Regions from separate parts of the Homo sapiens genome. Here regions 2 and 3 are each linked to region 1. A link is a contact called in ENCODE Hi-C or POLR2A ChIA-PET data. All regions are on one chromosome and are shown on one strand. The core of a region is the stretch at or near the end of the contact, and the rest is flanking DNA. Distances in the headings are between cores, read along the strand shown.

Region 1 (5,036 bases), core at 1,173-3,672:
ATGCTTTCATTTTGTAGGCACCAGCGTTATCCCCATTTTACAGATGAGAAAACAGAAACATGAAGATACAGAGACAGAAGAAGCTGAAGCCAGTTCAGGGAAGTTGTAGCAGCCAGACACAGAAAGAAATGAGGCTCTGTCTAGAAGAAAGAGAGCCCCCAAGGGTTGTCCTCTCTGTCATTGCTGTAATGTGGAGAGGGGTCATTTTCCTTCCTCCCCTTAGCTCTTGGGGCAAGGCTGGGAAACCCCACCTGTACCCCAGTGCCCGCCCCATGCCTGGCTGTGGCTGCTTCTATTAATTGCATGTCTAACCAATGCATGATCCAGGCGTCAACGTCTCGCCACTCCCTGTCTCCTCTTTCTTGAGCCTGAGACCATGGGGTCATTCTTTTAGGTCATTTCACTTTTAGCTTTCTTTTTTTTTCAGTTTCACTTTTTCATTTTTATCTGATTTTTATTTCCAAAATGTTCAGACCTGGCGGAGACTGATCTAAGAATGTGAGTAGTGAGATGTCAGGGATTGCGGATGGGGCAGAAGGGAGGCTTCACGCAGCCCGCACCCTTCAACACATACATGCTCCTCGTCCTGGTCACCACTGAGTGTTACAGGCAAGAAAATAAAAACCCTAAACTCCTCAGACAGTGATCATTAGGTGTCATTCTGTTCAAATCTTAAAAAATAGTTTGAGCAGATGAAGAATCAGTAAAGAAAGCTTGGAGGTGATTTGATAACATTTTATCTACCCAGAGGACCAATCAAAGAGAGTATTTGTATTGTGGTGATGGTGGTGATGGTGGTGGTGGTGGTGGTGGTGGTCGTGGTGCTGGTTTTGTTCCATTTGCTTGCTTCCGGTGGCTTCACTCACATGCTTCCTCTGCAGTCCTGGTTCCCCACAGCCATGGGCAGAAGGTACAGCCTATATATGAGTCTCTATCAGTGCACAGGTGTCCAGTGTAGGAAAAAATAAAATGGAACATTACAGCACCCCGTTTAATAGACAACTTTTGAATTCACTTATGACCATGGTCTCCATGGTTCTAGGGGCTGTGAGGGCATCAGAGATGCCTTTTGTATTTTATATTCACACAGACTCACAGTAACTCAGATGGAGGGCTGTAGGCTTTGAACCATGAACTGCCCCAGCGAGGCTGTTGGGGAAGGCGTGCAGGGCTGGCTGCTGTAACAGACCTGGCCACAGGAGATGGGAGAGATGGATGCTCAACCTTCCCCCTCCCATCCTCCGCTCATAAGAACCCTACTGTGTCCAAACACAATCAGGCACCAATCTCCTCTCCCATCCTCCTGTCTTCCCTCCTCCTGGTCATCTCTTCCCTTTAAGATCCTGGCTGTGTGTTGCCCGATTTGGTCGTGCCTCCAGTTGGTCACTCCACTCCATGGCTCATGTAGGCTCATGTGTGACCTCAGTAGGCTACTTGAGCTCTGGTGCCTCAGTCTCCTCCTCTGTAAGGTCAGGGTAATAACAGGACCCACCTCCTTGGGGGTTAAATGAGGCAGTGGGATAAACCGTTAAGCATAGTGCCTATTGTACCTGCCAATGCTTTTCTTGTTGCCACTGATAGAATTTTTTCCATTGTCTGGAAATTATTTCCATGGTGATGTGTACTGTGACAGCTGCTTTCAAAGGCACTAGTGTGAGGCCAGGCGCGGTGGCTCATGCCTGTAATCCCAGCACTTTGGGAGTCTGAGATGGGAGGATGGCTTCAGCCCAGGAGTTCAAGACCAGCTTGGGCAACATGGCAAAACCCCGTTTCTACAAAAAATACAAAAACTTAGTGGCATGGTGTGTTGTGGTGTGCTTGTAGTTCCAGCCACTGGGGAGGCTGAGTTGGGAGAATCACCTGAGTCCAGGAAGCTGAGGCTGCAGTGAACTGTGATCACACCACTGTACTCTGGCCTGGGCAACAGAGTAAGACTCTGTCTCAAAAGAAAAAAAAAAAAGCACCAGTGTATGCTCCGTCATTCCCATCTTCTCTTGCAATCTATTAAGAGGGTCCATGACAGCATCAGATGGTACCAAGTAAGAATGCATTTGGAATGAGCAAAGCTGCCTTCTAAACTCCTCAGCTCCTTCCAGCTCTATCTGGACCCCCACAGTATTTTTTGAGGGGCTTCTATGAGGGATCCCCATGCCAGGGTCCATTCTTCCACGCTTGGGGTCAGAGCCCTGCTAGGGCCCCCTGCTGTGGTCTGTCCCGCACCCACATGGAAGCCAAAATGCCTCTCAGAGGGAGCTGGGGGGCAGCACCAGAACCTTCCTTGTCCTCACGCTTGACTAGCAGACAATGGGTTCTTCAGAAGCCACAGCATTTCAGCTGTTTTGGCCCCAGAGGCCACAAGCTGACTGCATGTCATTCTCCACCAGCAGAGCGTCACCTCGGGGTAGCTCCAAACAGTATCAACCGGTTTGTGGTGAGTGGATAAACACCAGGCTGGGTGAATGAAGTCACAGGCTGAGTCATCCTCTGCACATGGGGGCTGAATGGGGCTCAGTCAGGCCCAGAGGAGCCTCCCCGGCAAGGTGCTGGGGGCCAGGCTCTCCCTGCCAGTGAGGCTGGGGTCCGTCCCCAATAGTCATTCCTTTGGCCAACAAACACTTATTGAGCGCCCACCTACTAGGTGTTGGCACGAGTGAGTGGTTAATAAGTGAGCGATTATTTCTCAAAATAGATTTTGTGGTCATCTAAATTCAGAGCATGTTACCCAAAGCAGGTTTCAGCCTGTGTTTCCTACACAGAAACACTTGTTAAAATAAAAAAGGAAAGAAAAGAAAAGGGAAGGGAAGGGAAGGGAAAGGAAGGGAAGGGAAGGGAGAACCAAGATTTTATTAATGTTAAGGTTTTAAATAGTAACTATATTTTGGTTCAGACTCATTAATTAATTTGCCATTTCAAACTGGTTGACAGGACAGAGTCAGAAAAATATTCTGATTAAGTTAATTAAGTTTGTCTCCCAAAGTAAAATACAATAGTTAGATTAGAACTGCTTTTTGCTACCTGGGTCTTAAGGAGAAAGTGGGCCTTGAGAAGCAAATAGGGCCAGGATGAGGTAAGTGAGGCACTTCCTTTGGGCACAAAATTGAAGGGGGCACCAAAAAACTCAGCTATCATGATAAAGAGTATTTTAATACAATTTTTTTGTAAAGGCTGAGCACAGTGGCTCACGCCTGTAATCCCAGCATTTTGGGAGGCCAAGGCGGGTGGATCACCTGAGGTCAGGAGTTCAAGACCAGCCTGGCCAACATGGTGAAATCCCATCTCTATTAAAAATACAAAAATTAGCCGGGCATGGTGGCAGGCACCTGTAGTCCCAGATACTCAGGAGGCTGAGGCACGAGAATCTCTTGAACCTGGGAGGCGGAGGTATGCAGTGAGCTGAGATGGTGCCACTGCACTCCAGTCTGGAGTGAGACTCAGTCTCAATTTAAAATATATATATTTTTTATTAAAATATATATATATTTTAATAAAATATATATATATTTTAATAAAAAATATATATATACATACACACATAAACATATATACACACACGTATATACACACGCATATGTGTGTATATATATAAAATCAAAATTGATGCAGAAATTCATGATGAACAAAATATAAAATGTTTAAATACAGACAGGAGCAGTGCTACCAATTTTTCTCAGATTCCAACAGCAAACGCCCTGCTCTCCTCCCCCTAGTTTCCCACAGCTGCCCCACTGTCCCTGCACACCCTTGGCCAGATGGGGGAAAAGCTGATATTAGCTCACAGAAATGACAGCCAGGCACTGGGCGAATTCAAATCTCCACAGACATTGCCTCTGCTGGCTGATTCCAGGACAGTGTGACAGGGTGTCACAGGGGTGGCGCTGTGTCCTGGTGGAGAGCCCTGGCATCAGGAGGTCTCTGCCTTCAAATCCCTGTCCCACCCTTCCTAGCTTCCTTACCTTGTGCTTTAGCTCTTTAAGCCTTGACATCTTCATCTGTAAAATGGGGGTGATAATGTGTTGATCTCATGGGATTCAATGAGGCACACAAGGGCTCAGCAGAGCTCCTGGAACCATTATCATTGTAGACATGTCCACGGGCAAATCTCATCCCCTCCACTCTGGGTGGGAGCTGCATTTCCTCTGTTGAGGGAATGACTCCTATTCCATTCAGCTGTTACTGGGGAGACCTGTGGGGCAGCTCCTCGTGAGGAATGCAGGATTTGTGATACCACATATGTGAGTTTGTTTTGTTTTGCTTTAAGCAAACCTCTAGAAATAGTCCTAGTAGTAGCAGTAGCAATAATAGCGCTTAGCACTTTTGCTGAGCATTTTCTCAGGATGCTAGTTAGTGCCAGGCCTGTGCTAAGGCCTGTGTTGAGCCCAACAAGAGAGACAGCAGGTGGTGAGGCTGGAGTGAGCTGTTGTCCTGGGGCCCATCCCATCCAGCAAACTTCTGGCCTCAATGTCTGAAGCCTGGGGTGTGAGCTAACATCAGCTTTTCCCCCATCTGGGCGAGGGTGGGCAGGTGTGTGTGGGGTGGGGGCAAGCACCCCCCTCGACCAGGCCTAGGTCTTCAGCCCTGGCTCTGTGCTTCCCAACCCCCCCATTCCCCCCTCACCAGGTGGCAGCATATCACCCCGGGCTGGGAAGCCTGTTGACTCCTGGGGCCACTGAATCACAGCACCCTTGAAAATCAAACATAGTGAGCCATGGAACATGGCCCCATGTCACCTGAATTGGAAAAATAAAGGGGTTTTGTTTTCCAAGCAATGGCTGATGCTCACAACAAACTGCTGCCCCTCACACCAAAATCTTAAATCTTGTCTTGGGAGATGGTTCACCAAGACAAGGAACAGACAGCTTATCTTTAATGCTGCTGTTGTCTGAAAGACTCCGGAGTGTGTTCAGTGTTACACTCAGATTTTAAAATCAATCCATTCATTTGAAAAATGCTTGCCATGGGCCTTGTAAAAAGGCACAATGGGCATGAGTGAACGCGGGGACCCTTGATAACCCTAAACAGCCTCTTCAGCTGGAATA
Region 2 (5,036 bases), core at 852-3,351, 410 kb after region 1:
GAGTGCAGTGGTGCCTCCACCTCCAGAGCCACGCCTAGCTAATTTTTTTGTATTTTTAGTAGAGAAGGGGTTTCACCATATCGCCCAGGCTGGTCTGGATATCCTGACATGGTTATCTGCCCGCCTCGGCCTCCCAAAGTGCTGGGATTACAGGTATGAGCCACTGCGCTCAGCCTTTTTTTTTTTTTTTTTTGTCTGAGACAGGGTCTTGCTCTGTTGCCCATGCTGGAGTGCAGTGGCACAATCGTGGCTCACTGCAGCATCAACCTCCTGGGCTGAAGTGATCCTCCCACCTCTGCCTCTCATGTTGCTAGGACTACAGGCGTGCACCACCACACCTGGCTAATTTCTGTATTTTTGTAGGGATGGGGTTTCGTCATGTTGCCCACCCTGGTCTCCAACTCCTGAGCTCAAACGATCTGCCAGTTTCTGCCTCCCAAAGTGCTGGGATTATAGGGGTGAGCCACTGTGCCCAGCCACATTCTTTTTTCTTTTCTTTTCTTTTCTTTTTTTTTTTTTTGAGACAGAGTCTCACCCAGGCTGGAGTGCAATGGCATGATCTCGGCTCACTGCAACCTCTGCCTCCCGGGTTCAAGCGATTCTCCTGCCTCAGCCTCCCAAGTAGCTGGGATTACAGGTGCACGACACCACTCCTGGCTAATTTTTGTATTTTTAGTAGAGACGGCGTTTCACCGTGTTAGCCAGGATGGTCTCGATCTCCTGACCCTGTGATCTGCCCGCCTCGACCTCCCAAAGTGCTGGGATTACAGGCGTGAGCCACCGCACCCAGCCCCACCAGCTGCATTCTTATAGCTATATTTCACTGATGTGGGCAGAAAAGTGGAAGCTGATGAAGTTTAGTGTTAACATATTGTGGGGCCAGGCACGGTGGCACACGCCTGTAATCCCAGTACTTTAGGAGGCCGAGGTGGGTGGATCACCTGAGGTCAGGAGTTCGAGATCAGCCTGGCTAACATGGCAAAACCCTGTCTCTACTAAAAATACAAAAATTAACTGGAGGTTGCAGTCCCAGCTACTCGGGAGGCTGAGGCAAGAGAATCGCTTGAACCCGGGAGGTGGAGGTTGCAGTGAACCGAGATCGTGCCACTGCACTCCAGCCTGGGCAACAGAGTGAGACTCTGTCTCAAAAAAATATAGATAGATAGAATCTGGATTCTACCCCTCACTAACTAACCGTATATTTTACAAGTGGAAAGTTCTTAGAGATCATCTAATCCAATCTTCTCATTTAATGAGAAAACGTAGGTCCGGAAGGTTAAGCAATTTAACCAAGTCCCATAACAAGGTGTAAGCAAAATGGTTAGGGGTGGGCACAGTAAAAAAGGAGGCTTGCTTAACTGTCTATACCTCCAGCCGATTATAAACTGCACGAGAGTCTGCATCATCTCAAGAAGTCTTCTCATAAGACGACTTATGGACAAGGTACGTACCTGGTCTGATACTGGATTGAATAGAATCAAGTGTCCAAAAGACTTTAAGCTCCACAGCTCGCTAGGAAGGAGCTATCTGCCAGAGGCCAGAAAAACCATGATGAATTGTGAGGCCTCCCAACACGTTTGCTGCTATTGCAATAACATGGTCTCGAAGAGGAGGAAGACTTGTACACTGACAATGGCCAAAAAATACTGGAAGTGGCTTAATTGGAATTGGGATATATAAACGCTAAAACGGAGCTCCTGAGACCCCCTATTTTCTAGGCAATCGGTGCCAACGGTCTGGGAGCCGGCTGCGAAGGTGGTTATCATGGCAAGGGAGGTCGGTCCTGCCCCGCCCCCTCCTCACCTGCGCAGACCTGGGGTAGGGGTTCCGCGGCTCCCGCCCCCCTGCCGCGCCTCTGCGCATGCGTGCGCGGTCCGCCCTTCACTGCGGGTGTCCCTCCCACCGCCTCCAGCTGGTGCCTCCGCCGGGCTAGACCATTTGCCACTTTACACTGAGGGGCTCGGGGGTACGGAAGGCAGAATCGTACCTGATTGGGACAGGTGACCTTACCAGGAAAACGGACAATCTTCCGCCAAACGAACTTTACCCCGGAGGACCCAGGCAGGGCACCTCGGGAGCCTTCGTCCCGACCGGGGACCACCAGCTCCACCTCCGTCCCCGCCCCGAGCGGAGGTGGTCCGGCCGATTGGGATTGTGGGAGATGTAGTTCGCTAGAAGGGGCGATGTGCGCCTGCGCCTCTCGGGAGGGACTTAGGGGGCGTCGAAAATGATGTAAAGACCGAGTTGGCGGCGTGGGGAGTTGTGGCTCGGAGGGCGAGGGTAACTTTCTGGGGGCAGGGGAAGGCAAGGCTGTTTCCCCGGAACGGGACCGGAACAGGTTTATTCGGGGTCACAGAAGGAGTCACCTGCGCAGATACATGAGGCTTAAAACCTGCCCTTTTATTAATTCAAGTACTGTTGAGGGGCTGGCGACAGGCCAGAGGACAAAATCAAAATAGGGATCTTCTGGCTTGGAGTTCAACCACTGACGTGGGGACTGAGCATTTCCCCTCTCTGTACAGGAAGCAAGTTTTTTAACAAGGAAAAAGAAAAAGGATAAAAAGAAAAAGGCAGAGGCTTGGGAGTTTTCAGATCTGGGTTGAAAATCCTGTTTCTTCTGCTTGCACCTTAGGCAAGATACCTGCAAAATGAGAGTTGCAATAAATAGTAAACTATAGTAAATAGTATGCCATTGTGCTAAGTGCTTTATGTATATTCTCATTTACTTTTTTTTTTTTTTTTTTGAGACAGAGTCTCGCTCTGTCGCCCAGGCTGGAGTGTGGTGGCGCGATCTCGGCTCGCTGCAACCTCCACCTCCCGGGTTTAAGCTATTCTCCTGCCTCAGCCTCCCGAGTAGCTGGAATTACAGGCGCGCACCACCATGCCCAGCTAATTTTTTTGTATTTTTAGTGGAGACCAGGTTTCACCATGTTGGCCAGGCTGGTCTCGAACCCCTGAGCTAAGGTGATCTGCCTGCCTCGGCCTTTCAAAGTGCTGGGATTACAGGCATTCATTTAATCTTTACAACAGCCCTCTGAGATAAATGCTGTTATTTTCCCTATTTTACATATAATGAAATAATAATTGTATCAACTTCATTGACTTTTTTAGGGGGAGAATTACACAATGTATGTAAACCACTTGGCACTGTGCCTCGCACATTAAGCAATATTTTTTGTTATGACTGTGTCTCCTAAAAGGAGCCAGAAATAGGTATTAGCCTCCTCAGCTTCTACATCATAAACATTAGAATCATTTATTGCCATCTATGTAGGAACACAGAAAAAGATACAGTATAAACTCTGATTCTGAGGGCTTTAGTTATAAGCAAACAATCAACAAAATAACTCATGTGAAAGAAAATAGGATTTCTGGCCGGGCGCGGTGCTCACGCCTGTAATCCCAGCACTTTGGGAGGCCGAGGCGGGCGGATCACGAGGTCAGGAGATCGAGACCATCCTGGCTAACACGGTGAAACCCCGTCTCTACTAAAAATACAAAAAATTAGCCAGGTGTGGTGGCGGGCGCCTGTAGTCCCACCTGCTCGGGAGTCTGAGGCAGGAGAATGGCGTGAACCCGGGAGGCGGAGCTTGCAGTGAGCCTAGATCGTGCCACTGCACTCCAGCCTGGGCGACAGAGCCAGACTCCGTCTAAAAAAAAAAAGACCTGGCCACTAAAAAATTTTTAAAAAGAAAAATAAGGCCAGACGCAGTGCTCACGCCTGTAATCTCAGCACTTTGGGAGGCTGAGGCAGGTGGATAACCTGAGGTCGGGAGTTTGAGACCAGCCTGACCAACACGGAAAACCCCCATCTCTCTAAAAATACAAAAAATTAGATGGGCGTGGTGGCGCATGCCTGTAATCCCAGCTACTCGGGAGGCTGAGGCAGGAGAATCGTTTGAACCCTGGAGGTGGAGGTTGCAGTGAGCTGAGATTGCGCCACTGCACTCCAGCCCAGGTGACAGTGCGAGACACTGTCTCAAAAAAAAAAAAAGCCACCAAGCAAAACTTCCTAAAAGTTGCCAGTAGCCATCCCCCTCTTCTGCTTCCAGGCCCAGTAAGGTGCCTTATATCTCTCAATCTCATCCTTCTCCCAGCCTTGCTTCTAAATGCACTCCAAGGCCAGGCACAGTGGCTCATGCCTGTAATCCCAGCCCTCTGGGAGGCCCAGGTGGGAGGATCACTTGAGCCTAGGGATTTGAACCAACCTGGGCAACATAGGGAGACCCCATCTCTATTTATTTAAAAAAAAAGTAAAATTAAAATACACTCCAAGTGTCAACACTTCACGCAGAAAACAGAAATGTTGAAGTTAGCCTTGCTTCCCCAGCTGCTCAAGGACCTTTTGAAATCTTCAACTGAGTGCCCAGCGAAGGCTGGGGAAGGGGCGGGGACTGTCCATCCTCCTTCCCAATACCAGTGGTTTATCAGTGTATTCAGCCCACAAAGCAAGTCCCTTCTCTAGGTACAGGGGAAAATTTCATTAGTAAAAAAATAAGAATTTTCCCCTTCAATCCATTAAAATTATAAAAATACATAAAACAAGATAGAAATGACAGAATGTTCTCAATAAATTGACCATATAAAAGGCCATACTCTGGCTGGGCACGGTGGCTCACGCCTGTAATCCCAGCACTTTGGGAGGCCGAGGTGGGCAGATCACGAGGTCAGGAGATCGAGACCATCCTGGCTAACACAGTGAAACCCTGTCTCTACTAAAAGCACAAAAAATTAGCCAGGCATGGCACCGGGCAACTGTAGTCCCAGGTACTCTGGAGGCTGAGGCAGGAGAATGGCATGAACCCAGAAGCAGAGCTTGCAGTGAGCCGAGATCGCGCCACTGCAATCCAGCCTGGGCAACAGTGCAAGACTCCGTCTCAAAAAAAAAAAAAAAAAAAAGGCCATACTCATCCTCAGAGATTGCAACCAAACGATACATTAATTAATTTAAAAAATGTTTTAAAGGTTATATTCAGCCTAAGAATGATTCACACAAACTTTTTTTTTTTTTTTTTGAGACGGAGTCTTGCTCTGTC
Region 3 (5,036 bases), core at 1,563-4,062, 270 kb before region 1:
GCTAAGCTAGCTAAATACAGCAAATTGTCATTGATAAAGAGGCAACATACTATAATATATAAAATGTGATACATGTATGTTGTATACTGAAAATTGAATGAAATCAGGAACTATCCATATTTTTATTCACTAATAGTAAGATCTAATGAGTGTTTCTTTTGTGCCAGGTACTGTTAAGTGTTTCACGTGTTTTATGTTATTTAATCCTTTCTGTAATCCTACAGGTAGATATTATGGCCCCCCCTCCCCTTTTTTTTTTAGACCGAGTCTCAGTCTGTCACCCAGGCTGGAGTGCAGTGGCACTATCTCGGCTCACTGCAACCTCTGCATCCCGGATTCAAGTAATTCTCCTGCCTCAACCTCCCGAGTAGTTGGCATTATAGGTGTTGCACCACCACGCCCAGCTAATTTTTGTATTTTTAGTACAGACTGGGTTTCGCCATTTTGGCCAGGCTGGTCTCGAACTCCTGACCTCAAGTGATCCACCCACCACAGCCTCTCAAAGTGCTGGGGTTACAAGCATGAGCCACTGCATATGGTCCCATTTTCATATCAGGAAATGATACATGGGTACTCAGGGAGGTTAAATAACTTGTCCAAGGTCACAGAACTAGTTAATAATGGCTAAAATTTGAACCCAGACAGCCAACTATACTCTGAAGAGTCATGGTGGAAATTACAGCGCTATTTCCTACCCCAGGGTCTTGGGCCTATTCAAGTGAGATTCCATGCATTGTATTCTATTACTAGATGCTGTAGCCTTTAACCTATATGTGTATAGAACCCTCATGCTAAATGCTATGATTTGAATGTGTTTCCTAAAGTTCACGTGTTGGAAACTTAATCCCCAGTGCAACAGTGTTGAGAAGTGGGAGCTTTAAGGGGTGACCTTTAAGAGGGCGGTGCCCTCATGAATGGATTAATGCTGTTATTGAGGAGTGGGTTGGTCACCATGGGAATAGGTTTCAAATAAAAGGATGAATTTGACCCCCTTTCTCTCTGTCTCTCTTATGTGTGTGCACATGTTCTCTTGCCCTTTCACCTTCCACCATGGAATGAAACAGCAAGAATGCCCTTGCCAGATGCAGGCCCCTTGACCTTGGAATTCCCAGTCTCCAGAACCATAAGAAAGAAATTTCTGTTCTTAAGTTCATAATCAGAATAGAGGACAATATGAGCAGAGTGCTGCTTCTGCTAACATAGGTATGGAATGTGGGACAAAGAATTCTCAGAGAGTGAGCCACTGGGAAGTCCTAACTAAAATATGTGGCTACCGTACTTTTCTACTTGACACAGTCCTTGAGAGAGTGAATTAGGCAATGAGTGCAAATCCTTCAGGCTTTCCCCTTGAGTGACTTGGTAGACACTCAGTTAATTGCATCACTGGGGTTCACATCCACAGCTTTGCACAGCTGCCCCTTGGTCCCACGCCCACAGAACTGTGAGGCCTGCCTGTTCTTCCCACTGGGGCCTATTGACCTATTAGCTCCCACAGACACAGACACAAGCCACTGGGCACTGAATTTTAAAAGCTGATAATGTGGCAGCTTTAAGCAGTGAAAAATATTAGTGTGGAAAAGAAAGATGAGAAATCCAAGTCAGCTCTTGAAAAGCACTCATTTCCATAAATACTTTATTGAAACTGTTATTTTCAGAAAATGCCCAATTTCTGTCAGAAAAAAAAGTAATGAAAAGTCTTTTTTTTTCCTTCCAAACATATTGCATTATTTAGACTAAAAAAAAGCAAAAAACTTCTCAAGGATGGCTCTTTTCGGTAAAAAATTTTCAAACAAATGAAGTCTTTTTTTTGGTATTTTTTAAGGGTGGGTTTTTTATAAATATTATGCACAATGTTTTTGAAACATTTCCTGTCCTCAGTATACACCAACATACTTTTTGCTAAAAGCTTTCCAAAAATATGCTTATTAAACAAAGAAATAAATGCAAGACTGTATATGTTCTACTCATTTTGAATTAAAACATTCCCCTCTTCATCTTGCCTTTTGCTACATTATTTATCATGCTTTTTCACTTTTGAATAAAAGACCAATTTTTTAAAAACACGAACTATCCAATCCAAATGTTAATGCTCATCTTAGCTTACTTTCTTTTCTTTGTTTTCTAATCAGCAAACTCTATAAAGCCTGGTGTGTAAATAGGCAGTAAATATAATATTATTAAAAGATAAAACAGAGCAAAGAAACAGTATCAGCCGGTGTTTTGGGAGTTCTCACTTTTCTTTGTTTGTGATCACAATAAGGAAAAGAGATATCATATCTCTTTTCCTTAATTGTTATTTAGCATTGAAGACTAATGGAAAAGTCTAGCCAGATGTTTTAAAATAGAGACAAGATTTCAAGGAGCTATCTGTTATATTAGCTTTAAGTGAGTTTATCTTTTTAGGGTTTAAATGAGAAGACCATGTCATTCTTTGCTTAATGCACTGAAAATCTTTCATTTTAAAGGCAGAATCTCAGTAAAGAGGAATTCATATGCCTGGAAGCCTAAAAAAGTGTTTCATAGTGAAAGCCACTCATACATGTACATTATGTTCAGGAAATGCAAATGCAACAAGAAGGTGACCCTGACAATGGTTCTTCCAACCGTCACAGTTCCTGCCATGCAGCAGAAATTCTGAAGCTCTGAAAAACTGTCAGACTAGACATGCTTTTTAAAAAAGAAGAACACAGAAATTACTTACATCTGAGAGTTCCACCGTGAGGCCTCGCCTCTCCACTCCACAGACCTCTGCCTGGCCACGGATCCTTCACCCTGGCTTGACAGCTGGTTTAATCTGCAAGCCAGGGTGGAATGCGTGGTCTTGCACTTGCTGTTCTTTTCCGTCTTCGGAGGGCCAGCAGCCTGGTCATTTCCATGGCAACCAGGAGGAAGCTGCTGGCCTACCAGTCTCATTAACTACACGCAGGAGAGAACCTGCCTTGGTGACTGCTGACCACTCTTTTGGGGTTCTAAACTGGGAAGTTTCTAGAAGAAACTGAGGAGACTGTTGCTGTAGGCTGATCCCAAAGGATTGACACAAATGGAAGAAATTCTACTTTAGCAGGAAATTGAATGGATTAAATGTAGAGTACGGAGACTCCTTGATACTTTTACTTTCATGATTTATTCCACCTTTTTTGGTCTGATGAATTGTTACTTATGGTAAATGCCTGCACTACTGTATAAAGTGTCCTATCGTAGTTGTTCCAAAGAAAAAAAACTCATTTGAACTCCAAAGATAGACATTATTCTCTGTCTTTTTTAAAATTCATTTAAAAAAATATTAGAAGCCACAAAACCAATAAATAGGTAACAATTATTCTATGTACATTAACTGATAGTCCATGTGGGCTTCTATAACAAAATACCATTAGTTGGGTAACTTACAAACAACATATTTATTTCTGTAGGCTGGGAAGGCCAAGATCAAGGCAGATTTGTTTTCTGGTGAGGGTCTGCTTCCTGGTTCATAGATGGCACCTTCTAGCTGAGTCCTTACATGGTGGAAGGGAAACTGTGGTTTCTTCAGCTTCTTACAAGGGCACTAATCCCATTCATAAGGGCTCCACCCTCATGACCTAATCACATTCCAACATCTCCACCTCCTATGCTATCACATTAAGGATTAGGTTTCAATATATGTATTTTAAGGGAAGATAAATACCTGGGCCTTAACAACTGATGAAGTCTCACTAAATATGGGAAAAAAAGATAAGGCAGGGGTCCCCGATCTCCAGGCCACGGACTGGTACCAGTCCATGCTACAGTAGGAGTTGAGCAGTGGGTGAGCAAGAGAAGAAGCTTCATCTGTATTTACAGCCGCTCCCTATCAATCACATTACCACCTGAGCTCTGCCTTCTGTCAGATCAGCAGTGGCATTAGATTCTCATAGGATTGAATTGAGAATGCTATTCTATTGTGAACTATTGTGAACTGTGTATGCGAGGGATCTAGGTTGCATGCTCCATATGAGAATCTAATGCCTGATGATCTGTCACTGTCTCCCATCACCCCTAGATGGGACAGTCTAGTTGCAAGAAAACAAGCTCAGGGCTCTCACTGATTCTACATTATGGTGAGTGGTATAAGTATTTCATTATATATTATAATGCAATAATAATACAAAGTGCACAATAAATGTAATCGCTTGAATCATCCCCAAACCACCTCCTACCCCTGCCTGTCTGTGGAAAAATTATCTTCCATGAAACTGGTCTCTAGTGCCAAGAAGGGGACTGCTGAGATAAAGAAAAATCTTGCTAATTAAAAGCACTAGGAGTCTGGAGCAATTGATTTGTAATTACCCAGATACAGATTCTCCAATATGTTAAAGAAGAGAGCACCTCAGTAGGGAAATTTATTCATTCATTTATTTATTATTCATCTACTGAATCCTTACCACACACATGCACTGTGCCAGGAGATTTAAGGGGCACAGAGATCAATGTCATGGTTCTTGTCTTTAAGGAAGTTATACTATAGGAGGGGCAATTATGTAAGTTGCATCTGGGAAATGTTTGAAGGGAGATACAGACACAATGCAGGGGAATCCCAGTGAAGGTCGGCCTTTGCCAGGGAGACTGGTGAAGTCCTTGGGGAGAGGTAGTTTTGGATCTAGGCCTTAAGGGATGGCTGAGATCTGCATGGTCAGATGTGGGGGAAAGGACAACGATCTCTCATGGAGTGATTATTTGATGAACTGCGGATCCAAGCTGATGGATATATCCTTCCTCCTTTCTGCACCCAGAGAGCCTGGCACAAATGGCTTCTCGGTGGCCCACAGGATAAAGGAACTCAAGTAATTAAGAAAATTGCTGGAGCAAAGGTTTGGAGGTGGAAGAGTCCCAGGCCTATTCAGCCATTTGGAAAGCCAGTGAATCACAGCCAGAATAAAGGGAATTGAGAATAGAGAGAGGCTGCTATTGTTGGGTGATCAGTTTCAGCAAAGCACATATATGAATTCTACCATGTAAGAATAGCAAAGTGGATCTTGGTTCAAACCTTGAGTCTGTTACCTTCTTGCACATTATTTAAA

Evidence for each region. Hi-C counts contacts between places; a loop is a spot of excess contacts on that map. ChIA-PET counts read pairs that join two places held with the same protein, here RNA polymerase II (POLR2A). Pooled maps may share reads with other maps.
Region 2: a pooled map shows a loop between it and region 1 (4-fold over the local background). The contact joins the promoter of DNAJC28 here to the enhancer-like site in region 1. A Hi-C loop is called at or near these places in 2 of 50 pooled maps. POLR2A ChIA-PET finds 5 or more read pairs at or near these places in 2 of 52 experiments (H1 and OCI-LY7).
Region 3: a pooled map shows a loop between it and region 1 (2.2-fold over the local background). The contact joins the promoter of EPCIP here to the enhancer-like site in region 1. A Hi-C loop is called at or near these places in 1 of 50 pooled maps. POLR2A ChIA-PET finds 5 or more read pairs at or near these places in 2 of 52 experiments (HepG2 and activated T-cell).

The regions. Positions count from the first base shown.
Region 1 is chr21:33,076,734-33,081,769 of GRCh38, forward strand. No RefSeq gene overlaps it. Among named protein-coding and RNA genes, the nearest start is that of OLIG1, 9.1 kb to the left of the region's middle. Within about 2 kb of position 2,423, at least 2 of the 41 ENCODE cell types and tissues checked have a DNase peak (open chromatin) inside an H3K27ac peak, as active enhancers do.
Region 2 is chr21:33,489,615-33,494,650 of GRCh38, forward strand. It overlaps DNAJC28 (DnaJ heat shock protein family (Hsp40) member C28), which reads right to left and starts at 2,102. Exons shown (of 2, transcript NM_001040192.3): 1 at 1,988-2,102.
Region 3 is chr21:32,810,891-32,815,926 of GRCh38, forward strand. EPCIP (exosomal polycystin 1 interacting protein) reads right to left here and starts at 2,813. Exons shown (of 4, transcript NM_001162495.3): 1 at 2,702-2,813.